Regions from separate parts of the Mus musculus genome. Here region 1 is linked to region 2. Evidence: chromatin loops called from intact Hi-C (ENCODE). Cell type or tissue: heart. All regions are shown on one strand.

The links. Peaks named below come from ENCODE experiments on the same cell type or tissue, not always from the same donor. Only the 100,000 strongest peaks of a DNase experiment are listed, where the experiment ranks them.
Region 1: it touches region 2 in a loop (2.9-fold over the local background); 2 of 42 quality-filtered maps call a loop at or near these places.

Annotation. Positions count from the first base shown.
Region 1 is chr3:98,413,333-98,421,332 of GRCm38, reverse strand. All of the region lies in intron 1 of Zfp697 (zinc finger protein 697), which reads right to left. Among named protein-coding and RNA genes, the nearest start is that of Zfp697, 35 kb to the right of the region's middle. In heart, no CTCF peak of the experiment used is centred here; DNase peaks (open chromatin) are centred at 3,792 and 6,882; H3K4me3 peaks cover 583 bases; H3K27ac peaks cover 4,350 bases.
Region 2 is chr3:98,016,374-98,024,373 of GRCm38, reverse strand. The region is part of intron 1 of Notch2 (notch 2); the gene reads right to left. It overlaps Gm40103 (a long non-coding RNA gene), which reads left to right. Exons shown (of 2, transcript XR_001783932.2): 2 at 1,761-2,068. Among named protein-coding and RNA genes, the nearest start is that of Gm40103, 5.7 kb to the left of the region's middle. In heart, a CTCF peak has its summit at 3,887; no DNase peak of the experiment used is centred here; H3K4me3 peaks cover 266 bases; H3K27ac peaks cover 2,275 bases.

The sequences.
Region 1 (8,000 bases), 400 kb before region 2:
AGGTTAGGGACTGCAGCCCACCTCCCTGAAGGGTGGAGCATGGTGGTCCAACCTGGCAGGGAAGGAGTACAGCTTTACTGCTGAGACCTTTAAATGACAGCTTCTTGGAGAGCAAGAAGCAGAGGATGCTCTGGTTGGTGACCTCCTGTACACCCAGAGATCAGATCAAATGCAGCAGCTCTGTTTCTCTAACTTCAAAGAGAGCTAGGGTCTGAGCTCCCTGACTGAGGCTGGCATCTGAATTCACAGGACTGCCAGCCACACTGAATCAAGGCAGGCTCTGAGCTCCCAAAGGAATCCTCCTTCATCCTCACCACAAGGGGACAGAGGGTTAAGTAGGCTCTGGAAAGAAGAAGAGCCCCTATCACCCAAATCGACAATGTTAACAGATTTGTTTTTAAACGCCTTATGTTTGCAGTAGACTTGAAGTCTATACCTGCTGCCCCCTCCCCCCAAACACACACACACACACACACACACACACACGCACACACACAGACTCAATTCCACTCACACCATCCCATCCTGGATTGTCTATCAGGCTATGATAGAAGTTATTTAGAGTTAAGGACAGATTTTCAAGACACGTTATTTAATAAAAAGCTACAGCTGGGTTTGTTTGTTTGGTTGGTTGGTTTTGTTTTGTTTTGTTTTTCAAGACAGGGTTTCTCTGTATAGCCCTGGCTGTCCTGGAACTCACTTTGTAGACCAGGCTGGTCTCGAATTCAGAAATCCGCCGGCTGTCTCTGCCTCCCAAGTGCTAGGATTAAAGACGTGCACCATCACCGCCCAGCTACAGCTGGTTTTTAAAATACCTTATTTTCATTAATGTAGACACAGTCGTGTGTAGGTTAACACATATATACACAGGCACAGAAAGAAAGGTCAGGAGCCCATCATTAAACTATTAACCATCTCTCTGTCACTTCTTGGAGGCTTCTGGCTGGTAATGCTTATCTTACCAAAACCCAAGGATATAGACTATGTTCAACTTCACAGACCAGAAACAAGTACAGAGGTGATTAGACCAAGGTGAACTACAAAGCAGACCTTCTCAAACAGCTGCTGGTACTTTGGGAGATTGTCACCATTTTTGTATGCATTTGCATTTTCTACAGTAAACATGTATTTTTTTTTTAACCCAGGAAAAAAGGTTGCCTTTATTTTCAGTAGGATCAAATATGTTAATGAAAACCTGTGATTATTCTAGAAGCAACAAAACTCACAAGCCGAGCAGCTGGGGTTCTGTCACTCCTGAGGACTTAACTTTCAGAAGTGCTATCGACCCCCTGGGGAGGTTGTAAGGGGGTCGGGGTTGTAACTGGAGTGTCCGCTGGGCACCAACAGACACTCAGCCACTTTGTTCCAACTCCTTTCCTACTCTTACTCAAAAACTAGCAACATTTTTCTTGGGGGAGGGGGAGTGCTCAGCCAGGGTTGGATAATGAGTAGTCAGTAGGGCAGAGTGATCACTTTGTAGCCAGACTGACCCACGCTTGAACTGTCTGCTCTTAACCAGCTACCTGACTTTATGTGAGTCACATGACTTGGAGGAGCTCTAATTCAGTGCCCATAAAAACAAGGATGCTCCCTCCTACTTGCAGAGTCATTCTAAGAGCCTGATAAATTACCATTTGTTAAAGCTGATGACACGTTAGATACAGCGTAAATAGAATTTATAATGAATTACTTTATTATGAAGTTCCTTGACTTAAATCATTGCACAGTAAACTAAAGTCACTGTCCACAGCTATACTCCCTGGGAATACATTATTTTTCCAGCTTCAGGCAGAACTTCCCTTGGCCTTACTGCTGTTAATAAACAACTCAGCATGTGAAGACAAGAGTCAAGTTGTGGGTGGTTGCTGAAGGGAGCTGGATATAGGGTGAACAGTTGGTAGTTGCTAAAATATCCATCTTAAGCACAGAACTTCAGTCTAAAGCTAAACAGAGGAGTGGGTGTGTGTGGCTTAGCATACTGTTGCTAAAGGAGCCTGCTCCCCCAGTAAGAACTGAGAGGAGATTAATAAGGGAAAAAGGAGTTGTCCAGCAGGGAAAACTAACTCCACATCTAGTTCTCCGGACTCACAGAGGCAAAGGAGAGGAGCAGCAAGTGCTGATGGGACAGAGTCCAGGGTGCAGCCAGCACCGCCACTGCACTGTGTCGGATCCCTGCTTCTAAGAGTTTAAATGTGGGAGGTGAAGGGCAGGTGGAGAGATGGCTCAGCAGTTAAGAGCACTGGCTGCTCTTCCAGAGGAGCCAGGTTCAATTCCCAGCATCCACGTGGCAGCTCACAGTTGTCTGTAACTCCATTTCTAGGGGATCTGCCACAAACATACATTCAATAAAAATAAATAACTTTTAAAAGGAGTTTGAATGTGTCTTGAGTCCTTGACAACCAGGTTAGTTGGTTAATAGAGGCACTAAATCAGTTTTACGAGCTCTATCTTGTTAACCCACCACCACCTTCAAATGGCCTTTCTCTTAAATACAGAGCTGGGCACCTCTCTAACTCTATTTAAATCCAAGTTTCTAAAATTTATATATTTTTCATGTCCCTTGTTCCTCCTCGATGGTCCCAGCTTTTTAAAATGGTAACATCCTTAAAATAACTAGGAAAATGCTCAAAAGCCTCACTCATCTGAAGGCCATCTGAAATGCCCAGTCATTGCACCGGGAAGATACTGCTACAGAGTGGGGGAAAGGTGATCTAGTAGCTTTGGGGGAGGGGTTGTTGTTGTTGTTGTTGTATGTTAACAACATGGTCTGTGTCCGAGGCTGGCCTTGAGCTCCCTACATAGTCAAAAATAATGCTGAGTTTCTCGTCCTGAGATAACAGGTACTACCTGCTGGGCTTATGCAGCACTGAGACCCAAACCCAGGAGATCAGGTATGCCTCCCAAGCCGTGACAGTTCACTCAGTCAACTGAGGTGCATACCTACCCACAAAGTATCTCTATAAAAAGGAAGAGGCGAAGACTGGAGCAGAGGGGAGCGGAAGCCAGGAGAGCTAGAAATCAGACTTTGACCTGGGTCTACTGACATATTTAGCCCCCTCTAGAGCTACCTGCAAACTATTCCTTTGATCGGGGTCCTACCCCTTCAAAGATCAGATCTAACTTCCTAGGATGGTCAGTCAAGCCCATACCACCCTCCCACCTCCCTGGATTTTACAGAGAGAAATTAAGGCCAGAAATAACACCAAGTGACAGAGCACTAGCAACTCCTACCCTCCAGTGGCCCTGCCCTGCCCCCAGGGAGATCAGAGACCAGCTTCAATAGTCCCAGGCTGGGAGGCAGTGTCCCATTTGATTGGACCTATGCAACTTATCGTGCTGTTGGTCCAGTCCCTCTCCATAGATCCTACAACTATCAGGAAAGTGGGTTACTCATTTTATGTGTTAAGAATACTACTAGGCAGTGGTGGTGCATGCCTTTAGTCCCAGCACTCGGGAGGCAAAGGCAGGAGGATCTCTGTGAGTTTGAGGCCAGCCTGGTCTACAGAGTGAGTCCCAGGACAGCCAGGGCTACACAAAGAAACCCTGTATTGGGGGTGAGGAAAGCAAGCAAAACAAAAACCAAACTCTGAGCATGTGGCCCATCCCCTAGGTAAAGTTAAGACTCACCTATATCATTGCAAGTGGGGGCAGCTAGCAAAAAAGCCTTGTGACTCAAAGAGGCAGGCTAAACCTGGAACCTCCTGCCCACTCCCTTGGAGTTGGGTAGACAGGAGTCATGTGCTAAGGCCACTGCCAGGTGGCAGGTGGCCAGGCCAGCAGAGACATCTTGTCAGGGAAAGGAAGTGCTCTCTGGGCAGGAGGCCAAGAGTGGCTCCATTCAGCAGCCTCCAGACCGAAGCGCCCTTCCTGTCTCCTACTCATCTCGGGGGGCCCCTTCCTTACCTTCTCAAGATTGAGCCAGAAACTCAGCAGCAGAATCTAGAAGCTTCTTTCTGCTGCTTCCCACGCCCCTGGCCCACCACTCTCTCCCCAGGGATAGTTTGCATATGTGTCCAAGCAAAGACACCCAATTTGGAAGAAACTGGTAAAAACAACTCCAGGCAGCTATGCAAAAGGCTGTATTCAGGACAGGCAGTGAGATCCAACTGGGGACTGCAAGGGTTAATCATTTGTCCATCTTCATCAGCAACCAAGTAAAAGAGTTAACAGTCAAATTTCTTCTTGGTGGGGAGGGGATGGTCTCAGAGCCCTGCACCTTTACTGGCCAGCTCAAAGGGCAATAAGTCAGTCACTCACCTTACTGGACAGATGATGTCTCTGGTGAACAAGGAACAGCAGCTTTGTCACCCTCCTCCCATGTGTCACATTCACAGGTGCCAATGGACCCTCACCTTGGCTGGCTTTCACAGACCACCCACCCCTCCATGCCAGAGACCCGAGTGCAGACTGCTGAGCAAGGTGGACCTGAGTTCCAGACAAAGAACAGCAAAACACGCCTGCAACTAAATACTGACCACTCTCCAGACAGAAGAAGCCAGAATAATCTGGTTTCTGATCTGTAGTTAATGCCCTTTCACCTGGAGAGGGGAGCCCAAAGACAACATAGCCAGTGGGGGGCCCTGAATTCAGTCTCTAGACACACGTGCCCATGGATGTACATGAACAAGCACACACACACACACACACACACACACACCAGACAGACAGACAGACACAGAAAACCACACAATGTCCTTGGGACCAGGCATTTCCTGTCCATTATCTCAGACAGGACCCCTTAGCTTGTGCAACCTGTCACACCCGTCAAGCTTCCACCATGTGACCACTATGCAACTCCTTGTAGACAAAATAAGAATAAGTGTGACATAGAGACAGCTCCTAAATGAAAATTAGATTCTCTGCCTTCAAATGAGAAGCTGGACAAGCACCCCGTAATTCCAGCATTTGAAGGGTCAAGGCAGGAGGACCAGCCAGGGAAATCCTGACTCAGGATGAAACAGTTCAAGGTGCTGGTGAATACTCCCATCCATCCATATGCTCTGTTTTACTGATTAGAATCGTCTACCTGATGAACAAGAATACCTAGCATTCGTAATTCTTCCTCCCCTGAAGACTTACATTTTACTACCTGCTTTTTGGTTTTTCTTCATTTCTTATTTCATAACAGAAGCCCTAGGCTATCCTCAGGAGGCTGTCCTCCTGCCTGCTCAGCAGCTGGCTTCTCTGTTCAATGTATTTCACAGACTCCAAGACCTTGAAAATCTCTTGAACTTTTATGAGAGCAAACGGAGGCTGAGAGAGAGAGAGGACGAGCAATTGACCGGGGCTAGAGAAACAGGCAGAATGTCAGAAGCAGTGGGTCCTAAATCCCAGGCTTCTGATTGGTCCCTCCAACAATCTTTACATCCCTTTAATTCAAAATACCACTTAAAAACAGACAGCCAGGGCCAGGTGTGGCAACACACACCTATGATCTTGCCCTGGAGAGGCTGAGGCAGGGCGATTTCGATTTTAAGGTCAGCCGACATAACAAGACACACTCCCACCCCATCTCCCTCAAAAGGAGAGTGGAGATCAATCTATGACATACTCTGGCCCTCCTAAATCCCATGCTATATTAGTCAGGGTTTCTCCAAAGGCAACAGAACCAGTGGGATGTATGTATATTTAGAAAGAGATATATAATAAAGAGTTCGCTTATGCAGTTCTGCAGGCTGGCAGTTTCAAACTCTACCCTGAAGTGCAGACACCAAAAGCAATGGGATGGAAATGTCCTCCTTGCTCAGGAGGATCAGACTTTTGATCCCCGTAGTCTTTTAACTGACAGGAGGAAGCACACACACATGGGAGATGCTAGTCTGCTTTACTCAAAGGCCACCATCTAGAATGTTCACCACACCCAAGCCCGCCTTAACGGGGTGACTACAAACAGTGTATTATGGCACAGGTGACTGCAGATGTCATGAGGAAGCTCTGTAGGATAACCTAAAAAAAATAAAGCTTATAAATTGTATGTATTTGTTTCTTCTCTCTCCTCTCTCTCTCTCTCTCTCTCTCTCTCTCTCTCTCTCACACACACACACACACAAACACACACAAACACACAATTTGGCAGCAAGCACCTTGACCCACTGATGCATCTCGACAGCCCCTAAAAAAAAATCTCAGAAAAATATCCATAAGTATTTGATTATGCATCTTGCTGCCTTGTGGCCCAGACAAACTAACACAGAAGATTAACCACCACACACACCCTGGCTAAAAAACAATCTTAAATAATCCCTTCACACTTCAAATTTACCCCTAAAAGCATCGGTTTTGTCATGAAAATCACAATACATACTTGGATACAGTTTCTGTGTCATGTGATAAAGAGGACGAGGAGGAAGACTCAGGTTGATCTTAAAGATTCTCTAGACAGGCCTGGAAGTACAGGCCTAGAAGCCCAACATGACAGAGGCTGAGTAAGAAAACATGGCCAGCTTGGGCTACATAGTGAGTGCTAGGCTAGCCAGGTCCACAGAGCAAGACTCTGTTGCAAAACTAACAAACATGCTCCAAGTGGGGGGAAAGCTCTCTAGACATGAGTATGGTATACACAGCAGAAAGAGACACAGTTTATAACTGATCTTGCTTAAGGAAGAAGAGACTTGGAATGCAAGAGAAGTGTGTCTGATGAGACGTGCTCATAACAGCCTTGTTCTGGAAGGACTGATGGGGGGATGGTGGTCTCTATTAAGGTTTCTGTGATCCTGTTTCTGCTGGAATGAGTAGCCCTGAGAGAAATGTTCTTCATAGCAAAGGAGAAGAGGGGAGTGCAGGGCCAAAGAGTTTGAAGCAGACACTCTGTCACCCAGCTTCCCATGTAGATTCAACAGGAAGAAATGCTGTTCCCTTCTCTGCCCAAAATAACTGCCTGGTGTTACTGACAAGGAATGGCTGGCATGTTCCGCTCAGAGTATTTCAGCTGGGTAAGTGACACCTCTGTGTGTAACCAGCCAGGGTAGGGTCCAGTGAGTGCGAAGCAGGAGGAAATGCAAAGCTACCTGATAGCTAAATGTTCCTGCCTCATCACATCTCAAAATTCCAAAACTAGACTGATTTAAAGCAAAGCAAAGCAAAACAAAACAAAACGCTTGCATACACTTGAAAACACTTTTAAAACTATAACTCACTCTTATCTCTTTAAAAAATAACAGGATACACAAAACTCAGATCATAAGAAACTAAATAAGACACATGATCTCCAGTTGATTTACCAAGAGAACAATGACAAAAACAGCAAGAAAAAAAATATGATAAAAAGAAGAAAAGAGGGAGGGAAGTCCAAAGGTCAAAATGCAAGCAATAAATCAACCAACCTCAACATACATACTTACAGAACCCCAACTCAATTACCATACTACAAAAGCAAGTTCTATGCGGTTGGGCAATGAGCACAGACAGGCATTAAAAATCAAAGGTCAGCCTGAGCTACACCGTGAGGCACCCTCCAAAACCAAAGCCAAAGCTAATTATGAGACAACTGAGTAATTGTAAAATTCTGATTAGCTATCTGATATCAAGAACTGTTCATCTTTATGATGCTGGTATTTGGGTAAGTTCAAAGAGTCCTTTATCATCAATATATGAAATATTTATAGACGAGAGGATAACGTCTGGAATTTACTTCAACACAATTCCAAGGAAGGGAGGCTTAGATGGGTGCAGATGAAACAGGAAAGGCCATATATCGGCCACTGCTAAAATGCTGAACACCTAAGTTCATTATTCCACTCTACTCACGTGTATATTTGTTAGACAGAAAACCTGCTTTTACCCATAGCTCAGTGCTGCTGTCAACCTTCGCCAGAGAAACTTCTCTCTGCAGCAGGCAGAAAATAACGCAATAGACTATAGTGCTGACCGTGTCAAGCCCCGGGTCCCAAGGCTCAGCGAACATTGAAGCAGGCTGGAAAGGACGGCAGAATCATCGGAAAGCATCTCATCGTTAAAATACTTCAGAAATGGGCCACAGCAGTTTGGAGAAAAGGGGAAAC
Region 2 (8,000 bases):
GCCTGAACTGACTGCCCTGACCACTGTCCAGGCTCACCAGTTAGGTCCCAGTGAGTGGAGAGGACAGGATGCTGGTTTTGTCTTTCAGAGTGTTATGTGCTCCACACATTTCTGCACCCTCCGAAAAACAGGACAGTAGTGGAACCACATACCATTTGCCCCCAAGGTCTCTTCTTAAACCCAGTATATAGTAAACGTACGGTTCCTTGATGCATATAACTTACAAGCAGCTGTTGTGTGGTAAAGTCAGATCCAAATTTGAGAGCACCAAGCCAGGCAATGGCAATCCATACTTATAATCCCCTCTAGGGACATGAAGGCAGGAAGATCAAGAGTTCAACACTAGCCTCCACTTTGTACTGAGTTCGAGGCCAGCCTGGGCTACATGAGACTCTCAAAAAATCAGAACTAAACAACTACATCCAAAAATGGAATTTAAAGTAGCTATAGAAAATACTACTTAATATATGTATTTTTTAAATGGCCAAGGACAAGGTATGAGGGCATCCACCCTGAATCCCAGCAGAGCCCAGGCAGATCTCTGAGTTCTAGGCCAGCCAGGGCTGCAGACCCTGTCTCGAAAACTCAGAATTCAAAAGATGAAAAACTATTACCTTATCAAAGGACATTTCTTATACTAAACTTGGTATTGTGTATGGTATTCTAGTTTGCTTATTTGGGGTCTTTATGTTCGACTGAGCGAGGCAGAGACAGACAGAGTGAGAGGGTTTCGTGTGGCTGACTGCTTTTGGTGCTGGACATTGAACCCAGGGCGTCATGCATGTCATACATGTACTCCATCCCAGCCCCAGCCTGTATGTACTGTAAACTGACAGGCATACTGTGATATGTTTTAAGCAGGTGAAGTACCAATGCCTTTAATAGCTAAAGTTCAGATATATTAAAAAATTCACGGGTAAAAGACTCAGTTGAGTAAAAGAGATAGAAAGGAAGAAGAGGCGTTAGACGAATGAATCCACAGAGATCTTTTTTTCTATACTGCTCTAATAAAAGGCAACAAGAGATGAGGTAGGATTCACCATTTGCCAGGTAATAACAAGAGTTATTTAAATGAATCCCAGGGCTGTCGGTGGCTGGCAGCGCTGGCAGCCTCATATTCTGCTAATGAAAAGTATGACTGGGTCAAACTCTATAAAAAGTAATGCAACCATTTGGCTGAAAAGCTTCTGGATTTTGGTAGAAAGTAAGGGATTTGTTTTTTTAAAGATGTGTTTTTATTTTATGAGTATGGGTGCTGTGTCTCCGTGCATGTCTGCACAGCATGTGTGTGTGGGGCCCACAGTGGTCAGAAGGTATGAAGCCCTTAGAACTAGAGCTACAGATGGTTGCGAGCAGCCAGAGATGGGTGCTGGGAATCTGGAAAAGCAGCCAGTGCTCTTAACCGAGCCAGTCCCAGCAACAATATACATTACAGAATTCTTTATATTTATGACACCTGGAAACTAAGGATGGATTTCCACAAAAATGAAGGCTAGTAGTCCCTTAAGATAGTGTAGTATGTTGCCTTTGAAGTCATATTCTTAAAGGCTACTAACATATATGGAGGAAATGTTCATATTATTTTTAGTGGAAAACTATATGTCTGTTAAAATCCCAATTAAAGTTTTATAATAGACACTGAGCATGGAAAAATACTGTAAAGTATCAATCAAAATGTTAACCACAAGTTTGGCTTATAAACGATGTGATTATTGGAGATGTTAATTGTCTCTGATTTTTTTTTTTTTTTTTTTTTTTAGATGCCACTCTCTTAGGTTTAGAAATCGCTGGAATACCAAAGAGCAACGCTTCCTCTGGTGGGCAGCTGATTCTTATCTGTACATGGGACAGGGCGGGGGGGCAGGGGGGGGGGAGTTGGATCCAACCAAATTTGCAGTCAAAAGAAAGAGGTCAAAACATATGAGTCCATTCCTTAGTATTATTTAATTACTAGAATCAAATGTATGAAAACATTTTAAACAGAAAACTGCCTGTGTGACTTTCAAATGTATAGGAGCTTTTAAAATCTAAGGGTGAAAAAAGATATAACAAAATACATACATGAATACCAAAACACTAACAGAGGTGTGGTGATATTATTCTGATTGCTCACACATACCTAAAGAATTCCAAATGTGACTGCTTTTAAAAGCACATATACACACAAAATCTTGTAAAGGTGCCAGGGAAAATCAACACAGTATAAATACAAGTTAATTATGTGTAAACATAAGGAATAATTCTGTTGCTATGTAAACCTACCTAAGCGAAACTGTTACAATGTTTGTTTTTAGTTACAACCATTTTCCTTAATGGCTAGGCAATGTGGAGCAAGGACTGTAAGTGGTTGCTTGCCTTATTTGGGAGGACAGGGGGTCTTCCAAGATAGCCTAGCTGCTTGTCCTTACAGCAATCCTCCTGTCTCAGTTTCCAGCATTCTTGAATTAGGTAAGCACACCCCACCCAGCCGTTGCTGACGTAATGACAAACCTTGCACTAGGCACACCATTTGAGCTTTTGCCTTTAAATCCTCATAAAGATTTGGAAGTGTCTTAAATGTTGCAAAAAAAAAATTTACTATCTAAAGGTAAATGTGTGCCACTTAAAAGAAGAGTCAGCAAATGAACAGCCATGTACACTTCAAAGAAAAACATACAAAATGAATAAGCAAGATAGCTTGTCCTGGAACCTCAATGAGACTGAATAGCTTCCAAAGGCAAGGCTCCGAGAGCCCAGAAACACACAAGGCTCCCAGCACCTTTCCACCTTCTCTCTGCAGGAGTTAACTCAGGCACCACCTAAGTAGACAGCATTCGGTTATTCTTACTGGGACACCTCGTGAGCCCAACAGACAAGATTTCTCTCTCCTGCTAGGTAACGCTTGTGACCTACACCCGATGCAGAATCTTCTCAAAGGGAGGGAGGGGAGGGAGGGCAGGGAGGAGAACACAAAATGAAAAGGAAGCAAACCACACCATTTAAAAGTACACCTGCCTCTGAAAAAGGACATATACTTTAGAATACAACCACAGCTGTGTCTTCAACACCTTACCTGGCAAGCAAGGCTGCATTTAAAGGGGGTGCTATTTGTTAAATGAAGACGTATTATTAAGGAGACAATATCTGACTCCAATCAAAATATTCTCATCGTGTTTTTCTGGCCTCACAAAACACACATACTTTCTTCATATGAATAAACATGTCTGTGAGTGGGAGAGTCACTCTTACCCCAGAAACAGGTTCTGCAACACCACACACCCAACCAGTCTTTGTGTGGCAATGAGTCCACTCTGGCATGATGTTGGTCTGATATATTCAAAGAACCCAGAATTACTATTCAGTTGCCAGCAATCTGTAGAAGGAACTGACTTGGAGACTAGAGATCTCCGCTGGCAGGCCTCCAGGGAACTGGGCTTCAGTCCACTGGAAGATGGGACCCAGGTCCTCCACACCTGGCAGAAAAGTCATCTGGTCAACCAAGGTGACAGCCAACAGTTCCAGACAGCAGAGGGAGGACAGTGGAGTGACCGCCCCCGCAACCACCAGGACCTTGCTCCATCTCTCCTGGTACCACATAAGTACTGAGGAGCTGGCAGAACAGGGTTTTGCCAAGACAAGTAAAGCAGGGTGAGGGCTATGTCAGCGTTGATTAATCAATGCCACCAGCAGCAGCGACTCTGGGTGTGTCCACACCACACACACCCCATGCCTGTGATGAGGAGGTCTTTCAGCCACTGCCGCTGAGAACTGGGATCTTCCCAGGAAGACAGTTTCCACCCTGATATGTCCTGTAGCAAGCCTGCCATGCAGGGCTGAGGACACAGTGCTCTCTCACCACAGAGCCACTAATAGCCACCACAACCTCTGCCAATGTTATACTCACACCCGCCACCAGACGGGGGTCTTTGTCTTCTTCTCACCAAGGCAAGTTGATTATTCTTTTCCTATGTTACAACAGAGAAAAGAAAATAGCGGACTGTGCAAAATAGCAGACAAGCCCCCCTGGGTGGGGGGAGCTGGGGCTGCTCTTCTCTCCTGGGTACTCCCCAGGAACCCCACTGCTCTTAGTTACCCAGACTGCAGGAAACTGCTTTCAGAGAGTTCAATAAATGGCTAGGTGGCTTTCAAACTACACACCGTGTACCTCTCTGCCTCATCTCAGTGATGCTATCAGTCCTGGGGGCAGGAGCCTAACTTCCACTCTGGGTACAATTCCCACATACCTGGAGACTATATTTCCCTGCACTGCCTGCCCCAAGATGCCAAGGGAAACAATTAAGCCTGACGACACACCCAAGGCCTTAACATAGCATCACTCTAAGAGCCCACAGTCTTCAGAGGATTCTACGCAAATGTGCCTGGACCCCTTGAACTGCAGGCCAATTTGATGGCTGAGCTGGCACTTTGGTCTTCAAGCCAGGCATTGAGGGCCTGGGTCCCTCTTCTAATGCCCTGGAGCCCAGTCCCTGAGAGTCCTGCAGGCAATTGAGCAGTGACCCTGAATTCTTGAACACACTGACCAAAAGTAACAATAAAAAATGAATGCGATCATTGCTTTGCTCACTCCAGCTCCCAAGAGCCCTCTTTCTCTGTTTCACGCTTTTGAAGGCCACAGTGTTAAAGGCAAACAGGTAAGAATCCCTTCAAAAAGGGGCGGCAAACCTCCTGCTGCTGCCAGGGAACACTGTGCAGTCTGACCCGCCGAAGCCCAAAGGACAGCCAACAACTTCTGAAGCCACTTCTTTCTTTCCATCAGAGGCGGTAACATGAAGTGCCATGGTAACAGGGCGACCCTGGGCCCTTCTTGCTAAACGTGCCATGTAGGGGGCCTTTGGCACGCTCATCATTCTCCCTTCCCCTCATGCACCACGTGAGAATATCCCAACCCAAGTCAGTACTGCCACCCAATGATGGCTTGTTCCTCTAATCGAAATAAGAAGGAAGCTAAGGCCTACAGATCACTCTAAGTTCAAGGCCAGCCTCGAACACAGTAAGTTCCAGCCAATTCTGGCTACAAAGTAGTAAGACCCTCTCTCAAAAAATCAGGACAGGCTGAAATAAGTTGTCTTCCTCTCTCTCCGTGCTCCTGTACTCAAGGGAAAAGCTGCCAGCAGAGAGGCAGTCACAGGTTAACAAAACAGATATCCTCCGAGGAAGCGTCAATCACCCGGGCTAAAGACAGCACTTCGTGTGAAATCCGTGCATTCCGGGATCTATCCGAGTGACACTGATGGAGGGAGGGAGACTGCCTTTAAAGACACACGCTATACCTCTGTCAGTCCTAAAATATAGACTTCACAGACCGGCTCTTTAAAAGCACAAGGCAACATTACTAGCCTTGCAGTGCCAGCAGAGCAAGTGATGGCCTCCTTTTCAAGCTATCACTGTATTGCATACAGCTATGTTTATGTATATGCTTGTGTGAGTGTAAGTCATGTGTGTGTCAGTGCCCATGGAAGCCAGAAATGGGCATCAGACACCCCCCCCAAACTGGAGTTACAGGCAGTTATGAGGCACCTGATACAGGTGCTGGGAATCAAACTTGTGACCTTGGAAGATCAGCAAGCACTCACAATCCCTGATCCATCTCTCCAGCACCATCTGCCTTGCTTTTTGGGAAAGGATACAGTTTATTGTTTCATCTGGAGTGACTGGCTGGTACAGCCCCAGGATCATCCTGTCTCTGCCCCCAGCTATGGAATTACAAATAAACACCACCACAGCTGCTTATTATGTGGGTGCTGGAGATCCAAACCCAGGTGTTCTTGCTTGTAACAGGTACTCTACACACTGAGCCATCCCCACCCCTAACTAGAACGTACAAATTCCCAGACACAACTTGAGATCCACTGAGTCACACTACCCAGGACAATCATGTGTTCTTTTCGTAAGAGGAGCCAGGGAAGCTGCTGGACAAACTCTTTCCTTCTTCATGGACCTATCTGGACAGGGAGGTATGAAGACGTAGGGCTAAGGTGGTTCACCTGAACAGCCTTCCCAGACAGAAGAACATAACGTTCTTCACAAGTTCCACTCCTTTTATGGACAAGTGGGTGTCACTTCAGTGAAGGGTACATAGCCTGCTCTTTTTTACTTCTGTCACCCACACAAAGCTCAGGACTCTGAGGACAAAATCCAGAGATGATACCAATGAATAGAAACAAGAGGAGAGAAACTTGGTGCATATAAGAACTAGAGGTCAAAGACTGCCTCTTGATAGGAAACACAGGTACACTGCCCCTTGCCAGGTAGAGATCAGATCTAGCATGGGCAGAGAGAAGCACCAGAGGGCTTTAAAGTCCCCATCAGCACATACAACAAAGAGGTAACCCTGACCCACCTCTTAGGTAAAAACAGGGGATGGGTTAGCACAAAGCCAGGTGAGACATGATGGTGCACACTGAACACGAGCACTCGAGAGGCTGACACAGGAGGACCAAGGTTCCAAAGCCCTGTCTCAAAAGGCGCCAGGCAGTATAAGTCTGTAGGCACACTGAGCAAGCCACAGGTGCTCAACCAAGGCGTTCCGCTCAGGTGCCTCTGCACACTGGACACATGCCGTGAACATCCGTAGGACAGAAAAGGGCTGTGTGTGTGAGGCAGAGCACCTCTCTCAAGGAGCAGGATCTGTGTGTCAGAGGCCAATCACATGTGGTTGTCTGGCACAGGATTGCAGTATCAAGTTTAAGATGAAAAGGCTCAAAAATAGCAAAACAAAGCTGACCCCAAAGAAAAATATACTATTCCAGAAATGATCCCAAGCTGTGCCCCAAATGAAAGCCTTCTATAGAAAAGGTGAACAAAAGTGCAGTGAGTGTTAACCTGTGACCACCACATGGAGCAGGAGAGGTCAGGGAAGAGAAGACACCAGAGCCTCATTGCAAACACCACTTAATAGGCATCCAGCAGGACCACTGTGGCCTACAATGAAAAAGGACTGAAAGGTACTGGCTCAAATGAACACGTCTTCACAGGATGCCAATGAGATGCCAAGGAACCATGCCAAGTACAGGGTAGAAATGTGGGTACCAGAACACAGACAAGCAGAGGCACAATTCTTTCCCTGTAGCATACACTAACAGTAAGCACTCAAGGATGTGTTTCTGTGTACACAAATCCATCTGTACACAAGACAGAAGCAGTATGGACGATACACAAGGCCCTGGACCTGAGGCCTTAAACAAAGAAATTCTAGTCCCAACTCTGCAACCAGCCCTGTGATTGGTGACAAAGTCCATGAGAATGTGAACTACCAAACCATGGGCTCCCCTGCAAGGTCACCAAATCAATTAATAACAGAGCTGGAGGAGATTTCTGGTTTTCTGGCTCCCGGCTTAGTGGCTTGTCCCAATTACTACATATACAGTGGACCGGTGCAGAGGGAAAGTGCCAGACGGGGGACATTCTTGTTTTCAAGGTGTGTTTGGAAAGCAAGAGAAGACAGGAGCAGGAGGATCCAGAAAGTTCAGGAGTGGAGGGGACAGATCAGTGAGACATCCGGACAGACATCAAGAAAGAAAACAGATACAGTCTGTAAATACAGCACAAGAATGCATTCCTATCCAGATCATGCCTTAGAGGGCACACACACACACACACACACACACAATCACACACACACACACACCTGGAAAAGTTTATAAAGAATCCAAAATTTATATGTATATATAACATTTGAAGAAGAATCCGTGGCAGAGGGGGTAGAGGTATCACTCACACATGAAGCCTTTTTAGAAGCAGTTGTGCACAAGAAGGATCCAATCACAGTCTACAGCTTTCATGTTAGCAATTTCTGAATTCTTTAAGAGTCAAAAGGGTTAACTGCTGGAATGGCTGGTTAAAGCTGGGTTCACTGTGGAAACTATTAAAATCTAAAAGGCAAGATCTCATACACCTCTTGAAGGCAGAATTAATCTGTGATTGTCCCACTCGGTCAATTTGTCAAAATCTTTTGTAAGCCTTATTTAAAAAAAATAATAATACAGATTCTCAGGCCTCCT